Linked DNA regions of Homo sapiens: region 1 is linked to region 2. A link is an interaction called in ENCODE POLR2A ChIA-PET data of the cell type or tissue named here. Cell type or tissue: Panc1. All regions are shown on one strand. Links, peaks and the distances in the headings refer to the core of each region. The heading gives the core; the rest is flanking DNA. Region 1 holds the start of LOC124903264 (small nucleolar RNA U13). Region 2 holds the start of LOC107984573 (a long non-coding RNA gene).

Region 1 (15,888 bases), core at 7,456-9,955, 180 kb after region 2:
AGGCACTCTCATTTTTCCTCTTTTTTTAATAAAATGCTTTCTAAAGTAATGGGAGGCATATCCATTAGACAGAAAACTCAGTAGTTTAGATTGCTGGGTTCAGGTTCTTAATAATGACTATTATTGCAATGTTAAGGTACCATAGATATCAATCCTCTTCCTATTCTAAAAGTGATCACTTTAGTTCTGTGTTGACTCCCTGGATTATTTGCTATGTGTGTTTTTAATGTATCACCTGTTCAATAGAAAATGGATCTCAAAATATTTCTTTGGATGATCTGTGCTTTACTTTCAGCATCAATACAATGGTAGAATAATTCATGAACTAGACCCACTTTGAATGGCTATTAAAAACAAACATAAAAAGGTGTCTTTAACACCTTCCAAATTCTAAGACAACTGCTATTACAGTTTCCACTGGAAATGTGCCTCTAATAGTCCAATACTCTCCTTTCAGGATTGGCTCGGTAAGAAGGAGGCAATAATGGTTCTTAGCTAATATTAAAGCATCAACTTGGTCATCAGTTGGGTTTTGTGTGTGGGATTTTAAAAGAAAGTAACTAGCCGGATCTTACTCTATCTATTTTGTGTGAACACTGCTAAAAATGGTTTGAGCGTCAAGCATTTGTTCTCAAAAAGTGCACCTGTCTGAAATACAGTTGATTCTTGTTATTCACATTAGCTATGTTTTAGAAAGTTGCTGTAAACACTGATTTAGCAAATATTGAATCATTGCTCCTAGGAAGAACACAGGGTTAAGTTCCTGTGAGCCTTGGGTAACATTTTCATTCATTGATCAATACGTAAGTTTATTTTATCTGCATTTTTGTTTAAAGGCATCCATTTACTATATATTAATTCATTAACATTAAACTTATACCCAACAGCCCTATAACTCATGTCCTATCTAACACATGTATTTTCTCCAGAAGGCATATCACAGCCTTCCTGTACTCAGAAACACTGGACGGCACTTCCACAATATGCTCTGAGGGCCACTTTGAGGAGTGAAAGCACCAACAGCAAGCACAAAAATGAAAAAAAAAAAAAAAGGCACTGCACAGGCTGTGCAAGGACACCTGTTGGCTGTCTGAGAGCTGAAGCTAGAAGGTAGGGTTGCCTGGTTTCCACCTCATCTGGCACATGAGCAGCCAGAGACTCGGATTTTTGCCCCTATGGGCATGTCTACAGATGACTGGAAAAGAGCTGCAAGTATTGATTTTGGGGTCACGAATACATTTTAGCAAGTAGGTAAATTAGCAAATATGGAATCTGTGTATAATGAAGATTGACTATGTCCTATTTCTGTGCTACCCTGAATTTATGTGGATATGTGATGATTTTAACAACACTACGGCTCAATTATGCATGTGACTTCATGCTAGTTTTAGCGCCATTTAGATTTTGAACTGTAAGTTTATCTTGCATGATTTTATTATTTCTTTCCATCCCACTTAAAGAAAGGTAGAGAATTGCCTGTGGTTTACTGGTAGTGGTGACGGTGAATTTCCTCCAGGGCACGAAACTAGCTTTCCAGGGGTAATACGAATCAGCTACAGAGCAACACAAAAGGAATTAATAGAAATGTAATCTCAAAAGGTACTTCTGTTTAAAACCACAAAATCTTATGTACTATTTATTATCTGTAAAACCACAAAATCTTATGTACTATTTATTATCTGTGGGTTGAAAATAAATTTCAGAATCCAAAGAGGATTGAAAGGGTACAAAAACTAAAGGATTGTTTGACATATATGAGTATTTTCTGTTTTTCACTGATTGTTACCAGAGACTAGAATTGTATGATTAAATGAATGGAAATATTGTATCTGTAATGATACTTAGAGAGACTTTATAAATATGGCGGTCCTTACACTCTTTCATACTTATGAGAGGAAAATTTTTGCTGGAGTATGTGAAAATGCTGATCAATCTGTCTGCTCTGCTCACATTTTTCTCAGATCATTTGTGTCTACAGCTGAGAGATGTGAAGCCATATCATGCCACTTTTCCTGGCCAGAGTTGATTAGACCAGGAATGGACACCTGACCCAAGATGGGCTAATAATAATTGTTACCCTAGAGTCATCATAAACAGGGCAAACCATTTAGTGGAATAGAGTATCCAGAAATAGATCCAGAAAAATGTATAAATTTGACAGATGACAAAGGACATATTTCAATTTCTTGAGGAAAAGACACTGTAATGCTGGTGCTAGCATAATTTGCTCTCCATCTAAAAGAAATGAAACCAGACCCCGATTTCACACGATCTACAAAAATATCCATGATGATGTAATATTTTCATGTAAAAATAAAATCAGTAAAAATATTTGAAGAAAGTATGTATTTATATATCCTTGGCTGGAGAAGAACTTCTTACACAGATTAGGAAACTCAAAAACCATAAAGTAAAAAAAATTTTGAATATTAAAAAATCTTATTATGAATTAAATCCTAAAGAGAGTCAGAAGATGAACAGTGGACCAGAAAATATATTTTAAACAGATATCGGATTTAACAGAGTTGACTGCACCATCATCCTTGAAATATCTCCAAGTATTTGAATTTTATCTACAATGCTACACTCTCATGCTTTCTTTTCTACCTCACTCACTGATTGCTGCTTTCCAGCCCAATTTACTCCTCTCTTCTCCCTCTAAATTTTGGAGTACCCTAGAGTTCATTTCTTAGCTCTTTTTATATTTCCAGATGCCCCCTTGGTGATTCCATGGGATCCCATGCCACCAAAGGTCACTTACACTCTGAAGATTCACAATTTAACATCACCTGAACTGCTTCCCTGACAGCCAAACTTACCTTTCCAACACCAACCAGCACCTTCCTGTGGTTGTTTAATAGGCATCTCTATCTCAACATGTCCAATCAAGGACCTTTGATTTTCATTCTCAAAATGATTCCCCATCCCCACTCTGGCAATACTTGTTTTGCTAATGTTATGGTTTGCTATGGTTTATTTGGCTCCACCAAGTCTCATGTTGAAATTGATCTCTGGTGTTGGAGGAGGGGCCCAGTGAAGGCATTTGGGTCTTGGGGGCAGATCCTTCATAATAGCTTGTGCTGTCCTTGTGATAATGAGTGAGCTCTTGCTCTTAGTTCCCATTGGAACTGGTTGTTGGTTGTTGAAAAAGGCCTGGCACCTCCTCTGCCTGTCTCTCACCATGCAATCCCTGCATGCAGGCTCCCCTTCCTTTTCCACCATGAGTAGAAGCCTCCTGAGGCCTCACCAGAAGCAGATGCTGGGGCCGTGCTTATACAGCCTGCAGAACCACGAGCCAAATAAACCTCTTTTCTTTATAAATTACCCAGCCTCATGTATTCTTTGATAGCAACACAAATGAACTAAGATAGGTAAATATTAATAGCACCAAGCTTTTGTTTAAGCCAAAAACCTGAGAATCACCCTTACTTCCTGCTGAAACCTCACATTCTACATCTAGCCACTGAAAAAGCTGCTTTGCATTATTTTCAAAATACATTCCCTAGGGCCGGGCGCTGTGGCTCAAGCCTGTAATCCTAGCACTTTGGGAGGCCGAGGCTGGCGGATCACAAGGTCAGGAGATTGAGAGACCATCCTGGCTAACACAGTGAAACTCCATCTCTACTAAAAATACAAAAAATTAGCCAGGCATGGTGGCAGGTGCCTGTAGTCCCAGCTACTCGGGAGGCTGAGGCAGGAGAATGGCATGAACCTGGGAGGCAGAGCTTGTAGTGAACTCAGATCACTCCACTGCACTCCAGCCTAGGCAACAGAGCGAGACTCTGTCTAAAAAAAAAAAAAATACATTCCCTAGACACCCATTTGTCCTTGTTCGTTACGCTGTTCTCATCATTGAACTGCGATAATCTTGCTCCTAGATTACTACAATGGCCTTGTAACTACATTCCCCATCACACTCTTGACTTCCTCCATTTTATTCTCCATAAATGACCAATATGATAAAACAAAAGAAAACATAAATCAGACCATGGTTTCCCTCTAGTTGTAAGCCTCCAGTATAATACCATCTCACTTAAAATAAAACGTAATCTCTTCCCCATGCCTCTAAGTCCCTAAATGACCTGGCTTTCCTCAAGCTCCCAGCCTTTTCCTCTGCAAGCTCACTTTCAACACTGCATTCCAGCTACATGGACTTTCTTGCTGTCCTCCAAAGAAGTCAAGCTTGTCTCTTAGCATGTGTACTTCCTTTGCCTGGAATACACCGTCCTCAGGTTTTACCATGACTTTTTCTTCATGTCATTTGGAAACTTTTTCAAGTGTTTTAAGGTTTACCCAAACCATATTTGAAACCCTTCACCCCTGTCATTTTCCATCTATCATGATGTTTCCCCACACTGCTTGACATTACCTGAAATTATATGACTTTAGATTACTTGTTCCTTGCCTCTCCCAGTAGAATGTAGGCTTCATGAGAACATATACTGTGCTTTGTTTACCACTGCACTCCCTACCTTCAAAAGTGCCTGATAAGTAGTAGGCACTCAATGGCTGTAAATCAGATGAATAAATGACCCACACGGTGGGTTAATCTGCCAAACGTAGAGTGCCTACAATATATAAACAATCCAAGGAATGAATGGATGTGACCAGGGCATTGATAAAGAAGGAAATGTGACGGATCGTACTAATATATTGTAAAAGATCAATATCATTAGTGTCCCCATAACTGCATATTAAAATACTTAGATAACCTTTCCATTTAGAAGATTAGTACCAATTAAAAATTACTGATACTATTCACTGCTGAAGGAGATATGAGGAAATGGTCATTATTTTACACTGCTGGAGAAAGTTTAAATTGCTACTAAAATAATCTGGTAATAAATATTAATGTGAAAAATGCGAACTCCTACGAATGTTCTAGAGAGAATCTATAATATAGATTTAAAATCACATAAAAAAAACTCTATTGCAGAATTGCTTGTAGTATTCAAAAGTAAACATTCTTTTTTAAATTTTATTTTTTAATTGACAAATAATAATTGTTTATGTTTGTGAGGTACATAGTGATGTTTTGATGCCTGTAATAGATAATAATGAGACCAGAGTAATTAACATATCCATCATCTCAAAAATTTATCATTTTTTTGTTTTAGGAACATTCAATATCCTCCTCCTAGCTATTTGTAACTACTAATATAATATTATTGTTAAAATTGTTGTCCTGCAGTGCTATACAACACTAGAACTATTCCTCCCATTTGGCTGTAATTTTGTATCCTTTAACAAATCTCTCCCTGTCCCTCCCTTCCTCCTATCAGTCTCAGCCTCTCATATCCTCTGCTCCACTTTTTATTTCTATGGGATCAACTTTTTTTAGCTTCCACATATGAGTGAGAACATGTGGTGTTTAACTTTCTGTTCCTGGTTTATTTCACTTAACATAATTTCCACCAATTTCAAAAATGGAAATTCTAATGACCCTCAATAGTAGAGAGATTGAATGTTTTAGGATATGTCCACACAATAGAATACTATGCAGCTATTAAAAAGAGTAAAGGAAATTTACGCATCCTAACTTGAAGGGGTGCCCAATATACCACAAGATTGAAAACTGGAAGTTAAAGGATAATGTGTATAGTGTACAAAAAGCAAACAGCAAACAACAAAAACCTGTGTGTGTGTGCTTGTGTTCACACAGGCTTGCAGAAGACGAGAGAAATGCAGTAACACTAATCTGTTAGGATGATCTCAGGGAAATACAGGGTAGAATGAGGGAGGGGTGTTAGTTTTTCTTTATGCATCTTGTATTTTAAAATATATTTTATAAAATTTAGTTTAAAATTATTTATTTATAAAAGAATAAAAGTGGCAATGAAGTTAATAAGCCACTGACTCTCCTTAGTTATGCAGAAGAATACATAAAGAAATTAAACTAAGGAGTTTTACATTTTAAAAATTAAATCAGAATTAGAATAAAATAACGCTAGCAGATTTGAAAGTCTTGATAAAAGTTCACTTTTATAGAATAGATATATTATCAAAATGACTTGAGAGAAAGAATAGAAATCTTCTATTTCTCTCAATAGAAATAATAACTATTAAAAAATTAAAACCATTATCGAATAATTACTTCTCCAAAGTTAAGCCCTGATTATTTTAGCAGTAAATGCTTTTAAACTGATGATTTCAATACCACAAAAACAGTCCCAGAAAGGAAAAGCCTATAAAGTTGCTTTATTCATTCCACTGAAATGGAAATATCTGTAAGTGTGTGTCAAATACACACACACACACACACACACACACACACACAATGAGAAAGACTACATCCATCACCTTTCTGGGGAAAAGTGCAAAAGTAGAGAACCAGAAACTTTGAGCAATGTAGAGAACCAGAAACTTTGAGCAATGTTTGGAAGAAAAAGAAGACTGGATCAGAAGGGTGTAGAAACCAGAGAAAGAAAAATATTACACACAGAAAAGAAATGTGCAGACTAAAACCACACTTTTCCCCACTGGAGCCTTCGGGCCACTGAAGCCTGGAAAGGCTCATGCAATTCTTTGAGCAGAAATTGATCTGAGCTCCAACTTGAAACATGTAACTATTTTAATCTTATATTCCTTGAATAGCATATACTAATGAACCATAGTAAAATATTTTTTAAATTATAGATCTATAAGGAAAAGTTGGCAAAACTGTCAATACGATGGGAAACTTCAGCTCTCGAGCAACTGATAGACCAGGCAGACAAAAAAAAAAAAATCAGAAAAGATATACAGTATTTAAACAATAAGAATAATAAACACAATCTAATGGCTGTTACTAAAATAGTCTCCTACATGTCCATCAGTCAGGAGTCACCCAAAGAAAGGAAAACCACTTTAATTATTTAACACAGGGTTGGGGGGATAGAGCGCAAGAAATTGGTTCCACGTGTGAGAGAAGAGTTGCAATGACAGATGGGTTTTGTTGAGCCAAGAGATTAGCAGCAGCAGGAAGCCACCACCGCTCCAAAGCTGGGATCAGTAATAATAGACAGCTTTTTCAAGGAATTTTACCATAAATTAGTTGGAGAGGGATTTGGGGTCAGGGTTTCATTTTGCTTTTTCAAGAGACTTCTCTCCTTGCTCCTGGAGGGAGAGGGTTTGAGCCTCCCCTTGGCTGTTGTGGATAGAAGTTTGAGGTCTAAGGGGAGAGCAGCTTAATCAAGAACATACGGAGGTGTGGGTCGGCCTCTCAACTGTCGGAAAAAAATACCTAAATATATTACACAAGAATAATTCCCTGAAACAAATCTGCAGATTGAAGCAGGGGCACACTGTGGTCCCCAAACTCTGCAATGTAGGAGGCTTAACACAGAGAAATATTCTGGTTTAGTGGTTGCGCTTCAAAGGTAAAAAAGGATTTCTTCAGGCATCCAGGCTTCAATATCAAATAGCCTAAATAGGGAAAGCCATTAGGCAGACCTCCAACTTCTCTATGGTGATGTCAATTATTAGAAGGCATTTGCTACTATGTTCTGAAGGAGAGAGTGACTGAGAGCTACCGTGTCAGAACAAATGTCTTTCCATCAAAACCAGCTACATAGTGGGGCCCAAAGCAAAATGAAAACAAGGTACCCCTAGATACAAAATATATTAAGAATTTCAAAATGATGACAGCAGAACATGAATTAGCCCAAGCATGGGGTACTTCTTGTCTCAGCGCAAGATTCTGTGTTGCTGCATGGGCTGCACACTAACAAAGTCAGCCCTGCTTTCAAAGATTTAGGAAACTTTCAGGCTTTCCCATGAAATACAGTGTGAGCCCTCTTCAGCAAATTCCTTGATGACAAAAAACCTAGAGATGAAATTAAATAAAGAGCTTAGAAATGAAGGCTCTGCACTGGTGGAGAGCCTTGAACTGATTTATATATAAAACAAATTCTAAACAACTTTGGGAATTATTGTTACAGAATACAAATACTTGAAACAGGAAGAAGAATGAAATTGCTAGTGCATTCATCTAGCCCTGCAGGTAAGCACTTGACACTACCTAAAATCATATTGTGTTTTTAATGAGATGTAATGATTCTACACTGAGTGTTTTATTTGGTATCTTCCCTGGTATCTTCATGTCAGATTGGTAATGTGCTGACGTCTTAACAAGGTTTGAGGGAGGTTCATCTCACACATAGCATGAAAACCCAATTATCATGCTCTGAACCACAAAAGAATCTGGAAGACTATAGAAGAATCTTTTGTTGGGAAATATCTCATGGAGTGAAGAAACATTTATGTGAGGATGAAGTGATCTCACTGGTTTTACTTCAGTTTATTTTTCTTCTATTAAATTTGGATAAGTTACATTTAATCCTTTTATTGAAAAATACATTATTTGGTTTTTACAAAAGTATGAATGTTAATGATTATTCACGTGTGATGGGATTTGAGTATTTTACTTTCATCTTTCTCATCTTTGTCTTTTCTGTATTAATTAAATTATTTGTAAGTGTCATATGTAATTTTTACAGAAGCTAAATTTAATTTTATTTAATTAAAAAAATTAAGTCAAATATTACCCCACCCAAAGGTTCCAGTCCACAGAATTTTATTGGTGAAATCTATAACAACTTCAAGGAGCTGTATTTACTTTGTTTGAAAGAACAGAGAGCTAGAAAATTTCCAACTTGTTCTGCAATATATCATTGATACCAAACCAAGACAATTAACTACCAAAAAACAGACATATCAATCGCTTTGAAGATAGATGCAACAATGATAAGTAAAATCTTTTCAGGTGGCCACACCCTTTCAAATCCAGCCATGTGGGTGTGGGTGTGGGTGTGGGGGTTGGGGTCACAAGAGAGTTGTGTGGACATCAAGAGCCTAGCATACTTTTGCATGGAAGCCATGGAGATGTTCTCCTCCCCTGTCTCTGACACCCTGAATAACCTCTACTAGACTGAGGAAAATGGAGGCCCAGGGGTACTAAAGGGGTCCCAGGGATGGGCAGAAACTAAATTGGACTGCTTGGGTTCAAATTGTGGTGTCTTAACTATCACCAGCCTTCTTCAAGAGAGGCTACTGTCATGGACTGCTAAGATGGCATAACAAGGGTAAGGCAGTGGAAGAAATCCATCCAGAGTATAGGTCATAAGGAGTGTATTGCCTGTGGACAGTTTTGGAAACAACAGTAAAGACAGCCAAGCATTAGTCTGCTTTATGTTATCACCATGAGTCTAGTTTCAAACAATGTCAGTGATAAAATCCTCCCTTGTGGAAAAAAATCAGTTCCTTCCAGGTTTACATTTTTAAACAAGATTTCAAAAATTGTATTTATTTGTTTATGTGAATTTACAGATGACAAAGTGTGTACGCTTGTGGTGGACAATGTGATGGTTTGATATATGTATCAAATACAGAATGTTTGAATCAAGCTAATGAACATATCCATCACCTCACATACTTATTATTTTTGTGATGAAAATATTTAAAATCTACTCTCTTAGCAATTTTCAAGTATACTATACATTATTACTAATTATAGTTGCCATGCTACATAACAGATCTCCAGAACTCATTCCTATAGTCCCACTAAAACTTCATACACTTTGACCAACATTTTCCCATTTCCCCAGCCCCTGGTAACCACAATTTCATTACCTATTCTTTAATAAATGCTGTGCTTTAAATGAAGTTAATTTCAAAGATCTCTCAGTTATACAGTCAGCCCTCAACATCTGCATAATTAGCTACATGGGATTCTTTTATTTATTATTTATTTATTTTTTGAGACAGTTTCACTCTTGTTGCCCAGGCTGAAGTGCAATGGCACAATCTCAGCTCACTGAAACCTCTGCCTCCTGGGTTCAAGAGATTCTTCTGCCTCAGCCTCCTGAGTAGCTGGGATTACAGGCACGCACCACCACGCTGGGCTAATTTTTGTATTTTTAGTAAAGACGGGGTTTTGCCATGTTGCCCACACTGGTCTTGAACTCCTGGCCTTATGTGATCCACTCGCCCCATGGGATTCTTTTCAAGAGTAATGCTGTACTGGTTTGGAAAAGTTTGAGTTTGCTTCAGGAGCTGTTTGTGTCACCAACCTCAATGGCACCACACATTCTGTGTTTAAGCTGCAAGTTAGAAATAAACAATGACAGTACAATGATTATAATGACAAAGAAAATTTATGTTATTCCAATTCTATCAATCTATGTGATTTCTTGGACTTTTTATTTGGGTTTAAAATTTGGATAGCCATATGTAGAAGAATAAAACTGTACACTTATCTCTCACTGTATACAAAAATTAATTCAAGATTCATTAAAGAATTAAATGTAAGACCTAAAATTATAAAAATTGTAGATGGAAACCTAGGAAAAACAATTCTAGCCAATGGTCTATGCAAAGAATTCATGACTAACAGCACAAAGGCAAATGCAACAAAAACAAAAATGGACAAATTTAACTCAAATAAAAAGCTTCTGCACAGCAAAAGAAATAACACAGTGAACAGACAGCCCAAAGAATGGGGAAAAATACTTGCAAATTATACCTCTGACAAAGGACTAATATCCAGAACCTAAAAGAAACTAAAGGGGGGCAGCATGAGCAACGCAGAAGACAGGTGATTTCTGCATTTCCAACTGAGCAAACGGCACACCAGGAGATTATATCCCATGCCTGGCTTGGAGGGTCCTACGCCCATGGAGCTTTGCTCATTGCTAGCACAGCAGTCTGAGATCGAACTGCAACATGGGAGCGAGGCTGGGGGAGGGGCGCCTGCCATTGCTGAGGCTTGAGTAGGTAAACAAAGCCACTGGGAAGCTTGAACTGGGTGGAGCCCACCGCAGCTCAAGGAGGCCTGCCTGCCTCTGTAGACTCCACCTCTGGGGGCAGAGCATAGCCAAACAAAAGGCAGTAGAAACCTCTGCAGATTTAAATGTCCCTGTCTGACAGCTTGGAAGACAGTAGTGGTTCTCCCAGCATGGAGCTTGAGATCTGAGAATGGACAGACTGCCTCCTCAAGTGGGTCCCTGACCCCTGAGTAGCCTAACTGGGAGGCACCCCCCAGTAGGCACAGACTGACACCTCACACGGCTGGGTACCCCTCTGAGACGAAACTTCCAGAGGAACGATCAGGCAGCAACAGTTGCTGTTCACCAATATTCGCTGTTCTGCAGCCTCCACTGCTGATACCCAGGAAAACAAGGTCTGCAGTGGACCTCCAGCAAACTCCAACAGACCTGCAGCAGAGGGTCCTGACTGTTAGAAGGAAAACTAACAAACAGAAAGGACATCCACACCAAAACCCCATCTGTACATCACCATCATCAAAGACCAAAGGTAGATAAAACCACAAAGATGCGGAAAAACAGGGCAGAAAAACTGAAAATTCTAAAAATCAGAGCGCCTCTCCTCCTCCAAAGGAATGCAGCTCCTCACCAGCAACAGAACAAAGCTGGATGGAGAATGACTTTGGCGAGTTGAGAGAAGAAGGCTTCAGACGATCAAACTTCTCCGAGCTAAAGGAGGAAGTTTGAACCCAATGCAAAGAAGTTAAAAACCTTGAAAAAATATTAGATGAATGGCTAACTAGAATAACCAATGCAGAGAAGTCCTTAAAGGACCTGAAGGAGCTGAAAACCATGGCACGAGAACTACGTGATGAATGCACAAGCTTCAGTAGCCGATTCGATCAACTGGAAGAAAGGGTATCAGTGATGGAAGATCAAATGAATGAAATGAAGCGAGAAGAGAAGTTTAGAGAAAAAAGAATAAAAAGAAATGTACAAAGCCTCCAAGAAATATGGGACTATGTGAAAAGACCAAATCTACGTCTGATTGGTGTACCTGAAAGTGACGGGGAGTGGAACCAAGTTGGAAAACACTGCAGGATATTATCCAGGAGAACTTCCCCAATCTAGCAAGGCAGGCCAACATTCAAATTCAGGAAATACAGAGAACGCCACAAAGATACTCCTCAAGAAGAGCAACTCCAAGACACATAATTGTCAGATTCACCAAAGCTGAAATGAAGGAAAAAATATTAAGGGCAGCCAGAGAGAAAAGTTGGGTTACCCACAAGGGGAAGCCCATCAGAGTAACAGCTGATCTCTCAGCAGAAACTCTACAAGCCAGAAGAGAGTTGGGGCCAATATTCAACATTCTTAAAGAAAAGAATTTTCAACCCAGAATTTCATATCCAGACAAACTAAGCTTCATAAGTGAAGGACAAATAAAATACTTTACAGACAAGCAAACGCTGAGAGATTTTGTCACCACCAGGCCTGCCCTAAAAGAGCTCCTGAAGGAAGCACTAAACATGGAAAGGAACAACCGGTACCAGCCACTGCAAAAACATGCCAAATTGTAAAGACCATCGATGTTAGGAAGAAACTGCATCAACTAATGAGCAAAATAACCAGCTAACATCATAATGACAGGATCAAATTCACACATAACAATATTAACCTTAAATGTAAATGGGCTAAATGCTCCAATTAAAAGACACAGACTGGCAAATTGGATAGTCATGACCCATCAGTGTGCTGTATTCAGGAAACCCATCTCATGTGAAGAGACATACATAGGCTTAAAATAAAGGGATGGAGGAAGATCTACCAAGCAGATGGAAAACAAAAAAAGGCAGGGGTTGCAATCCTAGTCTCTGATAAAACAGACTTTAACAAAAATCAAAAGAGACAAAGAAGGCCATTACATAATGGTAAAGGGATCAATTCAACAAGAAGAGCTAACTATCTTAAACATATATGCACCCAATACAGGAGTACCCAAATTCATAAAGCAAGTCCTTAGAGACCTACAAAGAGACTTAGACTCCCACACAATAATAATGGGAGACTTTAACACCCCACTGTCAACATTAGACAGATCAATGAGACAGAAAGTTAACAAGGATATCCAGGAATTGAACTCAGCTGTGCACCAAGTGGACCTAATAGACATCTACAGAACTCTCCACCCCAAATCAACAGAATATACATTCTTCTCAGCACCACACCGCACTTATTCCAAAATTGACCAGTTGGAAGTAAAGCACTTCTCAGCAAATGTAAAACAACAGAAACGATAACAAACTGTCTCTCAGACCACAGTGCAATCAAACTAGAACTCAGGATTAAGAAACTCACTCAAAACCGCTCAACCACATGGAAACTGAACAACCTGCTCCTGAATGACTACTGGGTACATAATGAAATGAAGGCAGAAATAAAGATGTTCTTTGAAACCAACGAGAACAAAGACACAACATACCAGAATCTCTGGGACACATTTAAAGCAGTGCGTAGAGGGAAATTTATAGCACTAAATGACCACAAGAGAAAGCAGGAAAGATCTAAAATTGACACCCTAACATCACAATTAAAATAACTAGAGAAGCAAGAGCAAACACATTCAAAAGCCAGCAGAAGGCAAAAAATAACTAAGATCAGAGCAGAACTGAAGGAGATAGAGACACGAAAAACCCTTCAAAAAATCAATGAATCCAGGAGTTGGTTTTTTGAAGAGATCAACAAAATTGATAGACCGCTAGCAAGAATAATAAAGAAGAGAGAAGAATCAAATAGATGCAATAAAAAATGATAAAGGGGATATCACCACTGATCCCACAGGAATACAAACTACCATCAGAGAATACTATAAACACCTCTATGCAAACATACTAGAAAATCTAGAAGAAATGGATAAACACATACACTCTCCCAAGATTAAATCAGGAAGAAGATGAATCCCTGAATACACCAATAACAGGCTCTGAAATTGAGGCAATAATTAATAGCTTACCAACCAAAAAAAGTCCAGGACCAGATGGATTCACAGCCGAATTCTACCAGAGGTACAAGGAGGAGCTGGTACCATTCCTTCTGAGACTATTCCAATCAATAGAAAAAGAGGGAATCCTCCCTAACTCATTTTATGAGGCCAGCATCATCCTGATACCAAAGCCTGGCAGAGACACAACAAAAAGAGAATTTTAGACCAATATCCCTGATGAACATCGATGCAAAAATCCTCAATAAAATACTAGCAAACCAAATCCAGCATGATCAAGTGGGCTTCATCCCTGGGATGCAAGGCTGGTTCAACATATGCAAATCAATAAATGTAATCCCGCTTATAAACAGAACCAATGACAAAAACCACATGATTATCTCAATAGATGCAGAAAAGGCCTTTGACAAAATTCAACAGCCCTTCACACTAAAAACTCTCAATAAATTAGGTATTGATGGGACGTATCTCAAAATAATAAGTTATTTATGACAAACCCACAGTGAATATCATACTGAATGGGCAAAAACTGGAAGCATTCCCTTTGAAAACTGGCACAAGACAGGGATGCCCTCTTTCACCACTCCTATTCAACATAGTGTTGGAAGTTCTGGCCAGGGCAATCAGGCAGGAGAAGGAAATAAAGGGTATTCAATTAGGAAAAGAGGAAGTCAAATTGTCCCTGTTTGCAGATGACATGATTGCATATCTAGAAAACCCCATCGTCTCAGCCCAAAATCTCCTTAAGCTGATAGGCAACTTCAGCAAAGTCTTAGGATACAAAATCAATGTGCAAAAACCACAAGCATTCTTGTACACCAATAATAGACAAACAGAGAGCCAAATCATGAGTGAACTCCCATTCACAATTGCTTCAAAGAGAATAAAATACCTAGGAATCCAACTTACAATGGATGTGAAGGACCTCTTCAAGGAGAACTACAAACCACTGCTCAACAAAATAAAAGAGGATGCAAACAAATGGAAGAACATTCCATGCTCATGGATAGGAAGAATCAATATCACGAAAATGGCCATACTGCCCTAGGTAATTTATAGATTCAATGCCATCCCCATCAAACTACCAATGACTTTCTTCACAGAATTGGAAAAAACTACTTTAAAGTTCATATGGAACCAAAAAAGAGCCCTCATTGCCAAGTCAATCCTAAGCCAAAAGAACAAAGCTGGAGGCATCATGCTACCTGACTTCAAACTATACTACAAGGCTACAGTAATCAAAACAGCATGGTACTGGTACCAAAACAGAGATATAGACCAATGGAACAGAACAGAACCCTCAGAAATAATACCACACATCTACAACTATCTGATCTTTGACAAACCTGACAAAAACAAGAAATGGGGAAAGGATTCCCTATTTAACAAATGGTGCTGGGAAAACTGGCTAGCCATATGTAGAAAGCCGAAACTGGATCCCTTCCTTACACCTTATACAAAAATTAATTCAAGATGGATTAAAGACTTAAATGTTAAACTTAAAACCATAAAAACCCTAGAAGAAAACCTAGGCAATACCATTCAGGACATAGGCATGGGCAAGGACTTCATGACTAAAACACCAAAAGCAATGGCAACAAAAGCCAAAATTGACAAATGGGATCTCATTAAACTGAAGAGCTTCTGCACAGCAAAAGAAACTATGGTCAGAGTGAACAGGCAACCTATAGAAAGGGATAAAATTTTTGCAATCTACTCATCTGACAAAGGGCTAATATCCAGAATCTACAAAGAACTCAAACAAATTTACAAGAGAAAAAAACAGACAACCCCATCAAAAAGTGGGCAAAGGATATGAACAGACACTTCTCAAAAGAAGACATTTATGCAGCCAACACACACATGAAAAAATGCTCATCATCACTGGCCATCAGAAAAATGCAAATCAAAACCACAATGAGATACCATCTCACACCAGTTAGAATGGCAATCATTAGAAAGTCAGGAAACAACAGATGCTGGAGAGGATGTGGAGAAATAGGAACATTTTACACTGTTGGTGGGACTGTAAACTGGTTCAACCATTGTGGAAGACAGTGTGGCGATTCCTCAGGGATCTAGAACTAGAAATACCATTTGACCCAGCCATCCCATTACTGGGTATATACCCAAAGGATTATAAAT
Region 2 (15,888 bases), core at 4,493-6,992:
AAGCTCTTTTAATGTTTCTTAGGTACCCTCATCCCCAACCCCGGGGGGCTCCCGGGACCCAGGAAGTCCTCATTCTGCTATGTCAACTGCAATGTATGCTCCTCTTCTAGACCCTACATTTCTCGGGGACTGGGGATGTTTCTGTGTTCCACATGGGGCCGAGGACAAGTCTCAGACACCACTCTGTGCCCTGCAAAATCACAAGTTCAGGGTCAGGATTATATTTTGGGTAGAAGACGGCAGGTAACAGGATTGTTGATGCCTCTACTGTCTAGCTGAGGGGACTGAATGTAAAACCCCTCTGAGCAGATCCAGGGACATCATCTCAGTTGGCCTGACCTGCACCAGGGAGTCAACAGGATCCTGGTAACAAGGTGACCCTGCAAGGCACAGGCTGTGTCTCAGTTGCCTAATGCAGCCCAAGAAATGCGGGAGCCTTGGCTATGAAGAGAGCAACATATTTGAGCCACGTGCCCGCTCCCTCCTCTTTCCTAGATCTAAACACCCTAAAGCACAAAGAAGAACATTGCCTTTTGGGTTCCAAAGACACATTTTGTAATTGAAGTTTCTGGAGGTCTAGGAGTGTGTTGGGGGTGGGCAGTGGTGTCGTCAAAATCCTACCCATTTCACTGCAGCTAGCCCAGGGTTGAGGGAGACACCTTCTCCGAGTTGTGGGAACATGGGCCTAGCCTTTCCTTGTTGCTTCAGAAGGCATCGGAAGTGTCCTCAATCAGGCAATTTCCTCTCGGAGGAACCCCATGTGTGCACACAATAAGAGCTCATTTCCTCCTATTGGCTTTTGTTTGAGTGGTTTCCTTTGATATGGGATGTATGCCACTCTCCTGCACAGTTATCTCAAACCAGGCATCCTTCTAAGCTCAACACAAGGCCCACTCCAATTGGAGTCAGACCCAACTCGCCTAACTCTGATGGCCCCTCCCTCCTTCCCACCTTAAATGAAGCAGCAAGTATCCAGGGCCCAAGTGAAATAGGGTTGGTCTCAGGGTTCTCCAATGGCTTTTGGGGTGCATGCCTGTGTTGCACACGTGCGTGTGTGCAATGTTTATGCATATGTGTGTCTTAACTGCTCAATTCCATTGCTACCAATCATGATTGTTTCACTTCATTACCTAGCATCAGGATACTAGGCACACAGTTGGATTTTAATCAGTGCTCTGAATGAAAGGACTAAGCCTTTTGAAAATGATTCACAATGGATTTGAAGATCTGTAGATATACTTTGATTTGGAAAATATTGAAAACCTTTCTCAACTGAAAGCTGAAACGGAGACTTAGATTTCAGAGTAGCATACATTTTTCTTTGCACTCCCTCCTCTGTTTTGAATTTTTTTCACGTTTCTGTTCTTATTTCTCCCTGTGTGCTGATCAAATGGACTCTGTACCACACTTCTTTCCTCTTGGTTGTGTGTGACCCAAATCTTATGACCCAGAGCTCCAGCAAACACCTAACTTGTGAAAGTATCTCTGCTGCTAATGGGTTCTCAGTGGGGAAAAAAAAGGACATGTGATATTGAGTCTTCCAACACAGGCAACTGGGTCAGCACATCCAGGAAGGAAGGGGACTTCAGTTCCAGGAAACACCTTGAACCAATCCTTACATATTCATGCTCTGAGCAACAAAGAGGCTAACCTTTCCTGAGGGACCAGAGGGCTAGAATGGAACGGCAGATATAATGGGAGTGTTTCCTGGACCCAGAGGAAATTCATTCATTCATTCAGTCAGTCAGTCATTCATTTCCAAAAGTTTTAAGCTCAGGAGTTTGGCCCCTGTGTGAGCCAGTTACCATCTGCTTGAACAACCTAAAAACAGCCCGAGTGAGGACAGAAGCAATTTTATCTGTGCCAAAACAGCTCAAGGCATGGCCTATCACGGAGCTCGTTCAAGTGCTTCATTTTCACACATGCACTACATGAAACTTTCCAAATGTAGCCCAGCCCTCCTGTTTTCAAAAGCAGCTACATTTCAATCATCCTAGAAATACTATGATTCCTTTAGTCTGGGTAACATGCTCCAGTGTTTTACCATCTCCTTCAAATGTAAACATTCCCAAAAGTCTTTTGTAGAATAAAAAGCCTTCTTGCATTTTGCTAAAAGAACAATGGGATCTTTGTGAGGGATATCAAGCCTTTAAGAATTTGCAGAAATAGTCATGTCAAAGCCCCTGCTCTTTCTAGAATTGCTTAGAGGGTCTATAGCATTCATTGGTGGTTATTCTCTAATAGCTTTATGTCCACCCCAGATAACTATATCTTATTTATTAATGTATATTTTGTGCAGTGTAGAAAGTACTTTCTCATGTAATTAAGTTACATGAGGTGATCTCATTTAATCCCAAGCATCGCCCAAAGAAGTGGGAATTATTACTCCCATTTTAAAGATAAGAAAACTGAGATTCAAATCGATGTCAAAATCTGCCTGAAGTTGTGCAGCTAGTCTGTGGCAGAGCCAGGATTTGGGTGCAGGATTTGAATGTTCTCCTAACCCCTGTGCCAGGAGGTCTGTGAATAATTTGTGTCAACATCACTGTGTAGTCTAGCAATAAATGTGGGTTCCTAGGCCCCACCTCAGACTCCCCGAGTCAGAATCATGGGAGGTGGGGCCTAGGATTCAGAAGTCTGGGGTGGGGCCCTGGAATCTGTCCTTCTAACAAGCTTCCCAAGAGTATGTGTATCTAACAAAATCAACCTTCAGAGTAACTTGGGAGAGCTTTTGAAATGGGTATGGAAAGAAAATACAACTTCTTCTCCTGGGGTTGGAGTTGGGTGGAGAGGTGAATATAGTCCAGAAATACAACCTTGTACCAGTGGCTACAAATCTTATTCTGGGTTTGTCTGTAGATGTGCTTGTCTTTTATTAAGTTTTCGAGTGGCCCTCAAGGGCAAAGAAATAGGTCAATCCATTTTGTCAGACGTGCTGTACATTTTGTGCAGCCACACATAACCAGAAGTATCTATCCTACAGCACTCAAGCAGCTAAAACTTATTTTAAGAGTTAGGACGCTCCAGAGAACTCACAGTTCACGTATCTCACACTTAGTTTCTCTCTGTCCACAGCCTTCATCAGCCAAACTTCTTTGAAGTTTAAATGAAAAAAGATCCCTGGTTGAAGGGATTGGAGCATAGCTGGCCTCTCTTTAGCACTAAAGCACAACTTCATAGAGATGCATATGTTCCCAGGGGGAAAATGCATTCATTTTTCATCACCATATAAACTTCTGGGTATATTTGTATAGATGATGGACTATGGATTTCTGTGAGTATGACTCATAGCTAATAATTATCTAGAGAAATGCCTGCCTCAATACTAAAACACTTCAGCCATTCACAAGTATTCCACAAACATTATTTATTGAGCATCTACTACTTATCAGACATTGGCTCAAGTTTAAAATGCATGGAGATTACTATAAGGAGACATTAAAAATATTCCATATGAGGTATCTATATTGGCAGGTTGTTATTTAGGAGAAGAGTTATCTAGGCACATGAATTAGCCTTTGCTGATACCCTGTAGTATGAAGGGAAAAGCTAAAGAAAATAATAAACAGTAGTACAAAAAATATTTGTATAGCACTTTAGAAAGAAGCAGCAGTCTCTGTATTGCAGTTATGCCTGTGGTAATACAGAGATCGTGTTTGATTAGCAGTGAGGCTGGATGTAGCATCTTGAGCCCTCTCCGAAACGGTTATTTTGAGTAGAGCAGAATTCATTTCAAGGCAAAGGCCTCTGGAAGCCTCCTTGGAGACGCCTTTAGACCTCACCTCACCACCTTCCTTCACATTTATCTAATGTTTTTCACCTTTCCTGGTAGAGCAGAATCATACTTAAGCCTATCAATTTTCAAAAACCATTTTTTCCCAGTGGCCTCAGCTCATGAATCCCCAGCAGGCAGCCTCCAATGAGCCAAAAGTTGCCCCAGGTGCCACCAGGCAGCCCAGCACACCTTGCCCTCCAACCTAAACTTGCTTACTTTATCCCTGCCTCTTCTCTGCTCACCGCCATCTCCCCTTTGGCTGTGCTACCTGTCTCCCACTCCCTACCTAATCGTTTTCACTTTCCACTTCCCTGGTGCCTTGCAGTTCAGCAGCCCACGCAGCACTCTTCCAAAAAGGGACTTTCCCAAAGGTCAGAGGCGTTGTCTTGGCTTCTGCACCTCATAGGACTGGGCCCGGTCTTCATCTTTATTGAACTTTCTTTAGGATCTGCCACCATTTCCCATTCTCACCTGGTTTCAGGAAGCCTTAATCTATGACACAGTGAATAGCATGATCCTTTGTCACAGATCCAAAGGCAATGAGAGAGGTTATGAGGCCCATACACCTGTTCCAAGGTGCCCTCACCTTGGATGAAATGCTCTTCACTTTGGATTTTTGTGCCAGTGGAAGTGTGCCTAGGAAATTCCCTTCAATGTAAGGCTTTCCCAAGCCTGTGTCATCTACCCAAGCCTGTGTCGTCTACCATTTTCTAGATTGCACTTGTTTTCTTTGCTATCTCAATTCCTCTATGATTTCAAACATCAGTCTTCTGTGGATGAATTCCAAATATACATTGGGCTCCACACGCTACAGAAGCCTAGACCCATACTTCTCAGAGGACATTCCGACTTCAAACTCTTAATGATCAGAGCCAATTTTATTGTCTTCCCCCATCCTCCTGTGTGTTTATGCCATTGGCATCACTGGTTTTTCTGTTTTCTAAGCTGATCGTGTCCAGGTCGGCTTTGACTCCCTCCCTTTCCCTTGGCCCCAGTCAATCCTGCCCATGCTCTTCGTAAGTTGCTCCTGGCCTCAGCACAGCACCTCATTCTCATTGCTGCTATCCCAGCCCATGCCTTCATGACCTGCCTGAGCGTCTGCAATTCTCAGGTCTAAACTCTGCTCACGGAATTATCTCTCTAAAGCATTGTCTGACCCCTCATTTACCTGCTTAAAAATATTTGGTGGCTCTCTGCTGCATTCTGAATAAAGTTTGAAATACATAGGGTGGCATTCAAAGTCATTCACAATTTAGTCCATGCCAAGTACACCCTAGACTGCACTTCATGCTCCAGAAAAACCTGCATGGGTGCTTTTCAGGTGCACACAATGTGATTTTATCTATCCTTCAAGGCCATGTCAGATGTTTTCTCCTCCAGGAAGCCTTCCCTGACTGCCTTACTTGGATGGCACTAATCTCACAGGCATCTTATACCTCCCTTGTGGCATAATACCTTCACCATGGTGATTTATTTACACATCTTACCTGTAACGGTAGAGTATAAATTCCATGAGGGGAAAGGAAATGGGAAAGACTTAAGAAATAATTTTCTCCTCATCCACTATCTTTCATACATTTCTTTTTCCTGCAAACTTTTCTATAGCCAATGAAAGCTTCATTAAGGAGAACACATTTGCCCTGGCAGAGCAGGTCCTTAAATTAACAATGCCATCAGCTCCTTCCCACTGACAAAGGGTCCCTCACCATGCATAAGGCAATTCTGGTCCATTGTTTTACCAAATCTTCACAAAAATCCTGAGAGGTGGGCACAAGAAACCAGAGGTCCAATGAATTTGGTAACTCGTGCTTCCTACGGGACCCCGGGATTCAAATCTGTGTTGATGACCCACAAACTGCATTCCTGCCATCCTTAGCCATCCTTATTTATTTTTTGAGATCTGCAATCCCTTGACTTAAACAGACTAACAGGCTAATCTAGGGCTACACCGCCAGAAAAGGGCAAAGGGCTTTGTCATCTGCTGTCCCCACACTCTTCCTTCCTTCCATTTGTCTTGATTGCCAAATAGAAAAAAAAAAGTCTCTTAAGCAAAGCTTTCATGCATTTGAATAAAATAAAAATAGGGAGAAACAAGGAGATGTTTTGTATATAATGACAAAGTAACTGTTATTATTACTGTCAGCATCATTATTAGTTAGCACTGATCATTTCCTTTCAAGTTTCTAATTTGGAGCATTAACTTCCGTCTGGTCCAGGGTAGAATGATAAGCTGGCTGTCATGACCCTTCATGGTTCTGATTATAGGCGGGAACAGAGACCACTGCTGGAAGCCCAGAAGGTTCCAGAAGAGAGAAATGAATAAAAAGCGGAGGTCCAAGTGGGAAAAGAATAAAAATATAGGACTACCTTCCCACGAACTTTATCTTATAATACAAAGTACAAGGTAGCCAGCTACATTTTTAAAACTTTATTAAAGACAAAAAAAAAAAAAAGACCACATATCCTGTATCCAGCCCACTGGATTTTCACAAAGTGAACACATCTGTACATCTCACACCCAGATGAAGAAATAAAATATTAGCAGAGCCCCAGGAGCACCCCCTCCAACCTTTCAGATACCACCCCCAACCCCAAGGGAAAGCATGCCCCTAGGACTACCTAGCTGGCTGTATTTTAAATTAACCCCTTCGTTCTGGCCAGGACAGCCTGTGCTCTTCTGAGAGAAACCTTTTCTTGCAGCAACTGTCACTTCAAAGCAGGGGGAAAATAAAGTGTGTGTGAGGGAGTAATTTTGTGTGTAGGAGAAAAGTGTTTCTAATTTTCAGTCCTGAAAATGTGAGGGGAAGAAAGAATACGTGAAAAAAAAGAGGGAAATAAGTCGGTAAATGCAGTCCTTGCTATGCCTCCACCATTAGGAGCTGGAAGGCTTCCAGCGACATGCCATTTTGAGCAAGGAAGCAAACACAATCGCCCTTCTCCACCCTCCCCAGCCTCCGCCAGGGCAGGTCAGCTCCAACGCCCATCACCGTCAAATTTGCGGATAGGCTGACGGTTATTATTTAACGGTAACATGTTCACTAGAAGGCTGACAGTGTATTGAACATATGGTTTTGATTTTTTTTTTTTTCTGTTTGTAACTAGGGAGCAAGATGGGGAGCGTCAGAAACCTAACTCCAGGATTTGCTGGGTTCTCCAAACTGTAGCGGGAACCTCACTCCCAGGCCGATGCCCCTCTAGCGTCTGCAGCTCTGGGCCCCAGGGAGGGAGGAAGGAGCCACAGAGGGTTCGGACAACAGCACTGACTGATGCCAGAGCAGGACTCCATTCTGTTAACCTGACAAAGCGCACAGGCTGCGCCGGCATGTTTTTCTTCCACTTTCTACACTAATTTATCAAACTGGAAGGAAGAGATCAGAACATCAAATAAAAATCCACAGCCACAGAGCAATTAACTCAAGACCTAACATGTACCTGGATAAGGGGACTCACAAGAATTCCGGTATCTACAAGGTTTTAAATGGCAATGTTTTCTAACTTTGTATCTTGGGTTATTGGTCGTCAATGTTTCCAAAAATAATCACTCCTCTCAGTTACATTTTCTGATCAATTATTGAATGAGGTCTGCGTTATACAACATAAATTTCACCGAGTGGGGAAAACTCATGCTCTTGAGTGGTCAGCTAGAAAGCTGGCAATTTTTGTTAAAAATGCAAATTTTTGGCCTGGCAAATCATGCTTGCTGGGTTTATAGGGCATTAATAAAACTAATACTAGTACAGAGGAAAAAAAAAGACAGAGTTTGTGATAGAGTAGGGGCCTGGGGATCTCTACGTTAAATATCAACTCAAGTCTGAAAGCTTCAGATCAAGCTCTGGGCCTTCTCTACATGAAAATGTGGTCACCTCATAGAGAAATGGTTCAACACCCCTCCTCACCCTTCCTTTGTTTGCTCTGCGTGTCCCTAAGAAGGCCTGGGCGGAACTGAGGGAGAAAATCCTTCCTGGTTTCTCCTTCTACGAGGAAGGAGGGCAGGTTAGTGCAGCCTGCTGTTGACTGGAGCTGGGATTAATTAGTTCCTCCAGTGACCTTGGCACCTACTGATGGCGAAGTGTGTCTCTAAGCTGCTGAGAGCCGCAGAGAAACTCGGGAGGACTGAGCGCTACTGCGAAAATGCTCGTTGAACCAAAACACATAGACGATGACGGAAGAAAACCAAAAACGTGTACCTTATCTCTAAACACTGCCCGAGTGTGTTATTCAAATGGTTGATGTGAAGAAATACCTCAATCTATCTCTGCATGTATGTTTATTTAAATCTCGATCCATCAGTCTATTGTCCTTGTGGGTAATTTTGCAAGCCAGTGTCCCGCACATTGCCAGGGATTTCTGGAGGGGGCTGTTACCTGTGGTTGGGACTGAAAACAATTTTAAAGCATCCCATCATGCAGTTGTGGAAGATCATCTGTCCCGCCACACTTTACCTTCATCTATTCACTACCCCCCGCCCCCGCACTGTGCTCAGGCCTGAACCAAGCTGAGAGAAGTTAAAGAGCCCCACCTCTTTCTCTTATCACAGCTGGTTCAAGGTTCAATTTGAGTCTACAATGGGTCAACACTGCCAGAGAAGCTCAGTGTCTTGGGTTGCATATATAAAGGTATTCTATCATGAATTAGGGAGGTGCCATACTGGTCCTGTCAGAGGAATTCTGACATCTTCAAGTACGTGAAGGGGCTCGCCTCCTAAAGAGACACTTGATTTGCTTAGGGTTACTCCAAAGGCCTGAACAAGGATGAAGAGTGCAGGTTACAGAGTCCCATTTCATTTCAGCATGAGGAAGAATTTTCTAACAAAATGTTATGGCTTGTATGCGCCATAGGGTCATGATTGTCCGGTCAATAAAGAAAGATACACAATAGCTGGAAACAGCTTGTCAGGGCTGGGGAAGAGGGTAGACAGGAATTGTGCTAATAATCCCTCAGATGCCTTCCCACTTGGGATTTCCTTCTAATTTCTACCTTATATTTGTATTTTTTGTCAGTTGGGTAGATCTCCAAGGAGTGGTGTGGTGGGGCCGTCAGAATCCTGTGTAATGTGAAAAAGTTCTTCCATTGACTCTAATGTGTCTTCCCACAGCAAACCACCATTCTGGTACTTGAGTACCCAGGAGAACAAAGAAGCAGCTAGAGTAGCACGCATTGTGGGAAGTAAGTAGTTAAAAGGACCAAAGCTCTCTGCTGGTCCCAGCAGCCCCAGAGGCAGCCAGTCCCTTTGATCCTGACTCTTAATTGCAGCCTACTTGCACCAGGGAACTTTAAAGAAAAAAAAAAAAACAGGGAAACTCTAGAGATAGAGCTTGTTTTGTTTCCTGAGGGGATGGTCTTTGTGGTGGCTGCCAGGAGGCTGATACTTGAGGCTTCAAATGATTGGTTTCCTAAAGGGGAAAATAAATAGTTCCTTCCACCAGCTAAGACTCAGGTGTGACTAGAACCCCAGAAATATGAGGTGTCTGTGTGTGCCATTTAGTAGGGGTGCCAGGTACAGACTTCGAAGAGAGAACAGGACATTAGAAAAGAGACCATGGGCTAGCGCAGGAGCAGGCAGAGCACTAGAAAAAGAGAGCCTGCTCAACACTTGGACACAGGAAGGGGAACATCACACAGCGGGGCCTGTTGTGGGGTGGGGGGAGGGGGGAGGGATAGCATTAGGAGATATACCTAATGTAAATGACGAGTTAATAGGTGCAGCACACCAACATGGCGCATGTATACATATGTAACAAACCTGCATGTTGTGCACATGTACCCTAGAACTTAAAGTATAATAAAAAGATATATATATATATATATATATATATATATATATATATATATATATATATGAAAAAGAGCCTGAAGCGAGAGCATCAAAGAAAACGGCACTGCACAGGAAGGGAAGTCAAAGAAAAAAGGGATCTCTAAGAATTCTCATAGAGAGCAACAAAATCACAACAGCACAAACATTTCACTTTGGAATAGGTCTTACAGTTGATAACGAGCTTTTACCTATGGTATCTATTTAAGGTGTCTAAATGTTGAGATCCATCAAGTTGTTTAAGTTCATTCAGTGTACGTGCGCACACACACACACACACACACACACACACACACACACACATAGCGTCAAGAGTAAGAAAAAGGCCGACAAATAATCACAGCAAATAGTGGAGATGATGCCCTAGCTATCCTTGGCAATATACCAAGTCCCTTTGTGAGGAGGGACTTCTGGCTAAAACTGAACTCATGCCTGCACAGTATGCCAGTAATTGCTTATGTCTATTTAACTATTTAGTGAGCTCCACTAACAGTACTTACAACTGTCGGGGAAGTTTTTCTAAAGCAAACCCTTTTTGCTGCAATCCCCAAGTAAGAACTGGTGGACAAGGGTTGCATGTTTCCATCCTACCATCTTGAGTTTTACCCCTTATTCTGTAACCTTGGCAAGTAACTTGGTCTCTCTAAGCTTCATTTTCTTCATGAAAAGGTTTAACTGAGTTGATATACAGGAAGCTATCAGCAGAGGAGGACTTTCCATATAGTAAGTGCTCAATAAATTCAATAAATGTTAGTTCTGTTTCATTCCTAAAAGGTTATTGGTAAATTAAAAATGCATAAAAATACCGGCCATCTGTGTGTGGACTAAATGAGCATCTGGGTAGGGAACACTTCCTCTAAATCAGTTTAGCTTGACTCCTGGTTCTAGGAAAGAGGGGGCCACATGTGGGACACACAGGAAAACAAGGCATCTGAAAGGAGGGAGGACAGACAGGGGCACGAGATGGATGACCTATAACAAGGTATGAGACTCAACAATCAGGCCTGGGCATTTCACTTAAGCTACTTCGTTAGACAGCTGTCTCTTCTCATAATGTCTTCGTTTCTATTACAAGACTTTAAAACTAGCATTTTTTAAATAAATGCGATGTTAATGGCATATAACCCTTCCTCTCTATCCTTCACATTCTTTGGAGATGAGGAGGAGAGAATGGCGCTATCTACATCTTAGGGAATGAATGTGTCAGAGCTCCTGGACCTAATTCACCAAGGATGTGAGGATGCAAGTAGGCACATCAGACTTCTGGGCTCCAGTTCTGACCACCATCCAGAAGAAAAGGAATCTAAGGCCGGTTTATAATGCATATATTCCTTAGGATAATAAAAAAAAAAACAACTCTGGAGCAGACAGATAAACACAACAGCCTTCCCTGGAGGCAGTAACCAAATCTCTTGGGGAACTTGTGAGAGTCTGTGTCCACTGAGAAGATAGACGTCTCGGGAATGGGGAGATAGCCAGAGACAGGCTGTGTGTAGTCACAGAACTGCTTGCAGCTGCTGAAGTCCCTGGCTTCATGCCTTCAGCCCCAGCCACATTGGTGCAAGGCTGGTGGGATATATCAGTTCAACCTCAGCTTCACTCTGAGGCTGAACAGCCTGGAAAGACCTGCTGTGTGGAGGAGGTAGGTCCCAGTCTCCAGACTGCCAGAAGATCCTCCAAGGAGCCATCCCAGACCCAGTGATCTGCTGCCACTCACATTGTGGCAGTGACACTTCCAAAGCAGCTATTGTATTCTGGAGCCTCCTGGATGAACATCAGCTTTATCACCTGGAGCCTGTTACAAATGTAGAATCTTGACCTCAGCCCAGCCCTACTGAATCAGAGTCTACATTTTTAATGAGATCCCCAGGTGATTCGCAGGCACATGAGAGTTTGAGAAGTGCTGTCTGGTTACTTATGGTAGGTGTCTGGTGTGACGGCATCAATCTATTTGCATACTTCAAGTACTTTCTCATCATGAAAGGCTATTTTCTTCAGAGAAGTCCTTATGGCTGGGTTCAATTGAGAACTGCTAGAATCAGAAATAAATGAATCCCCAGGGTCTTTGAGAACAGGATGACAAGTGTCAAGTGATATCTCCAATCACTCTGGAATTACTGTTCTAACCAGTAACATCCCCAAAATATATACATTTTGAGAGATGGATGCAGAAGTATTGATAATTATTGGTTTTTAAATACTCTCTCTGCTTATTAGTGAAGATCGACTTTTAAAAAGTCAACTGTATATACGAGAGATACAGCTACAAAGGTTCCCTTAACTATCTAATATTCTGTGGCTCTAAACAAGATTCTGAACCAATATTTGCCCCAAAAGGACCACAGCCAGAAACCCTTGCCAGAGAGGAAAAGCTATGTGCAGGAGAGTAGTTCAACCCAGGAGACTACACTGTTTTCTTATGGAATCCTGGAGATTAGGCTATGGTGCTTAATAGTATTGGTTGTTCATTTTTTAAAAACAATTTTGCTCCTTTGTGGGTATTTATTTTTCTGATTCTTTGCTAGCTCTTATTCTCTTTTGGGCCCTTGCCATGTTCCCCAAGATTCATCCTTTGTCATTGCCTATCTCTGTTCACGCTGCCTTCTTTCACGAGGTGTGAGCACCAATGGCTTCAACTACGGCTTCAACACAGGTGTGTCTGAGCTTGTATTTGTAGCCTGTTGTCCAGGCTGTTCTTCATTCCCACATTGTCAAATGTTTATGAGACATCTCCACTTAGATGTTTCATCATTAGCTAAAAACACCATTCTCAAGTCTAAAAACTCATCATCGCCCACCCTCCTTCAACCCTATTCCCATTTATTGGTCCCTTTTTCAGACCACTCCCATTTCTGTCAGGGTACCATTGATATCACTCCTCCTAGAATTTCTGCAATGGCGTGACCTCAGCTCACCGCAACCTCTGCCTCCTGGGTTCAAGGGATTACCTTGACTCAGCCTCCCGAGTAGCTGGGATCACAGGCATGTGCCACCACATCCGGCTAATTTTTCTATTTTTAGTACAGATGGGGTTTCACCATGTTGGTCAGGCTGCTCTCAAACTCCCAACCTCAGGTGATCCACCCACCTTGGCCTACCAAAGTGCTGGGATTACAGGCGTGAGCCACTGTGCCTGGCCCAGTTTCACTCTTCTAAGCTCTCACTGCGTTCTATTATTTTTCCTTCAAGATGCCTTTTGGATTTGCCCTTTCTCCTTCATTTGTCATGCTAATGCAACCCTTTTCCACTTTGTACCTGGAATATTGTGAAAGTTTTCTAGCCGGTGACATCACTAGTTACAAATGTTCTGACCTCTAACCCTATCTTACAAGTCCCAATTGAATCTTTATAAAGCATTAGATGTGATGTTATAGGTAATGAAATTAAACTCTTCCACAGGGCCCTTCAGCTCATTCATATCCTGACTCCACCCCCTCCATCTAACTTTATTCCCCACTGCACCCTAACACTTCATCTCCATCTCCAAGGTCAAGGTTCCTTCCTGGCCACTATACCACATCATGCTATTCCTCCTTCCTGAGATTTTGACCACTGGCCTCTCCAAACATTTTTGATCATACATTCTTATCAGAATGTTTTTTTTTAGATCAGAAACAACCACTAAGGATGGTTACTTTATAAATATTATTCTTGCATAACCCTGCTAATATGTTACACACATTATCAAACATCCATGAAAACTGACATTTTTAAAGGATGAGCTAAATAATATATAAGATGGAAGTTCACCTATTTCCTTGCCAAGTGAATAATCTTGCCCTTGGCCCGGGGTGTGGACATACCACATTAGAGACATGGATCCAGACCAAATACATCCATTCAGACCCAGAGGAGGCAGCTCTTCCTGTGGGAAGCCTTATCTCTTACTCCCACCCAAACTGAGCTCCACTTTCCTGAACTCTGAGAACACTGAAAATTATATGTAGTAAATCATTTAGACAATATATATTGCATCAATACTTTAAGTTTGATTAATTGAAGCTTGCATCTAGGATGCCAGAAATTTATAGATTTTTAGAATAATTCAATATCTTAATTAAAAATATTACTGTCTTCTCAAAATTGCTTGGGTTGGGCTCTACTCAATTACGCAACATCCATTAAAAGAAAACTCCAAGTCAGACTGAAGTTTAATTTCATTTATCTCATTAAATATCACGTGTGGATTCCCAGAGGTTTGAGGACTACTATTTCTACTTTTGTGGCCAATGAGACTTTTAGCACATTGCTTAACCTTACTCAATTTGAGTTTTCATTGAATCTGTAAAACAGAGGGCAAAATGTGACCATTAAAAGAGATAATAGGCCAGGAACAGTGGCTCACACCTGTAATCCCAGCACTCTGGGAGGCTGAGGCGGGTGGATTACCTGAGGTCAGGAGTTCGAGACTACCCTGGCCAATATGGTGAAACCCTGTCTCTACTAAAAATACAAAAATTAGCCAGGTGTGGTGACACACGCCTGTGATCCCAGCTACTTGGGAGGCTGAGGCAGGAGAATCGCTTGAACCTGGGAGGCAGAGGTTGGCAGTGAGCTGAGATAGTGCCACCGCACTCCAGCTTGGGCAACAGAGTGCGACTCTGTCTCAAAAAAAAAAAAAAAAAGATAATAAATATAAAAACTGAAATTATATATACATGTAAGATATATATATGTTACTATCACTAGTACACTCAGTATTTGCATATTATAATGTAAACTATATAAAGTACATCTGAGAGTTTTAAAATAATTAATCTCCTACCTCCACCTTGAGCTTTTTTTTCTGCAAATGAATTATTTTTATGTCCTCAATTTCATTCGTTCAGCTGAAAAACATAATGTCACCTACCTATACAGCTTGGGGGTCTTATGGGCCTGAGTTTAAATACTTGCTCAGCCAAGTATTAGCTGTGGGATCATGGCTGTCAGAGCTTTTCAGAGCTTCTCTTCTACTGGCCAGCTGGGGATAGTATTAACTTTGTGGGGCTCTCCTGCTCTTCTTAGGTTCAAATTATATGAGATATGTATGTAAAACAGCCAGTTTCTAACACATGCCCTTGAAATATTCATTTCCCCCCCAACTCCCTGTAACAGGCTTAGGAGAACTCAATGAGATGCTCTCATGGGAAAATTGAATGCTTTGAATTTTGGTCTCCTTGTAGACTTTGGTTTTTCCCAGATCTGCAGACCATTCATAATTACGCATGGATTTTCTGTTCTAGAAGCACCTTACTTCTGTGTGACCATTTGGGGTGCAGAGCCAGCACAGGTTTTGTGCTTGAATGCCTAGCAGTCAGAGCTGAAAAAGCAAAGCAAATCAACCTGTCTTCTTGCTCTTCCTTGGCATCTAGGCTACCAATGGTCCCAAAGTCTAGTCTAAATGCACACGCTGCCCATGAAGGCATTTGGGGACAAGCATGTGCACCCCCAGGGACAGTTCTAAGTTTTTCCTGTCCTTCAAAATTCAAGTCAATTAGCTGCTGGAAAAAAATCAATAACTCCAAGTTTTAAAAATCCAGTTTATAATGCATCTCCTCCAGCAGCTTTACCCAGCACATCCTTGCCAGAGTGCCCTAAGTTTAGACTCCCACTTTTTAACTTTCTATTTGAACTGCTAATTAAGATAATGCCTGTGAACGCCCTTTGTAAAGTGTAAGAAACTACACATATGTTAATTCTCCTTCTGAAGACATTTGAGTGCTTAACCATCCTTATCTCATTTGTAAATATCTTGTTTCCTTGCTATTGTGGATTGCAAACGGCCGCAGCATTTTCAGTGTTCTTGACTCCTCCCTTTTTCCTCTGAGGTCATGTACCACCCTGGAGCTCTTCTACAGCAACCAGCTTGCAGTCAATGCCCATAAACCTTGGACCTGCCCATCTGTCTGCCAAGACCCATGCCTGAAAAGAGTTCTATAAACATGGCTACATCCTCAGCCTCCTCTCTCAGCTCTCCCCCAGGCTGCGTCCCTGAACCTCGCAGCTTGTCTGTGCCCAGAGAATACACACTAACTGTGATGTTAGGGTAAAACCAACAAATAAACCCAAAACTTAGTGTTTCAAAAGGAAATATATTTTTTTTTTTTGATTTTTTTTTTGTTTTTTTTTTTTGTAACTCTGCTTTTAAGGAAAAAGGGGGAAAGCGAAATTCTGCAGAGTCAGGAAACAGGTTTCCTTGCTAGAGATAGAGACAGTGAGATAAAGGCATGGGGCTTCCCCCACACCCTGCAGCTCAGAAGTGTGGGACAGGAGTCTAAGACTTCCTGTTGTTGGCTGGTATTTACAGCTTTTTAGATGA

The links. Peaks named below come from ENCODE experiments on the same cell type or tissue, not always from the same donor. Only the 100,000 strongest peaks of a DNase experiment are listed, where the experiment ranks them.
Region 1: POLR2A ChIA-PET joins it to region 2 with 6 read pairs; 2 of 35 experiments call an interaction of 5 or more read pairs at or near these places.

The regions. Positions count from the first base shown.
Region 1 is chr13:97,049,672-97,065,559 of GRCh38, reverse strand. LOC124903264 (small nucleolar RNA U13) reads right to left here and starts at 8,181; the gene lies at 8,080-8,181. It overlaps LOC124903196 (a long non-coding RNA gene), which reads left to right. Exons shown (of 2, transcript XR_007063842.1): 2 at 930-1,725. In Panc1, for the core only: no CTCF peak of the experiment used is centred there; no DNase peak of the experiment used is centred there.
Region 2 is chr13:97,226,854-97,242,741 of GRCh38, reverse strand. The region is part of intron 1 of MBNL2 (muscleblind like splicing regulator 2); the gene reads right to left. It overlaps LOC107984573 (a long non-coding RNA gene), which reads left to right and starts at 3,192. Exons shown (of 2, transcript XR_001749968.1): 1 at 3,192-3,274; 2 at 6,878-7,331. RefSeq lists an enhancer at 14,891-15,673. In Panc1, for the core only: no CTCF peak of the experiment used is centred there; no DNase peak of the experiment used is centred there; H3K4me3 peaks cover 686 bases; H3K27ac peaks cover 2,500 bases.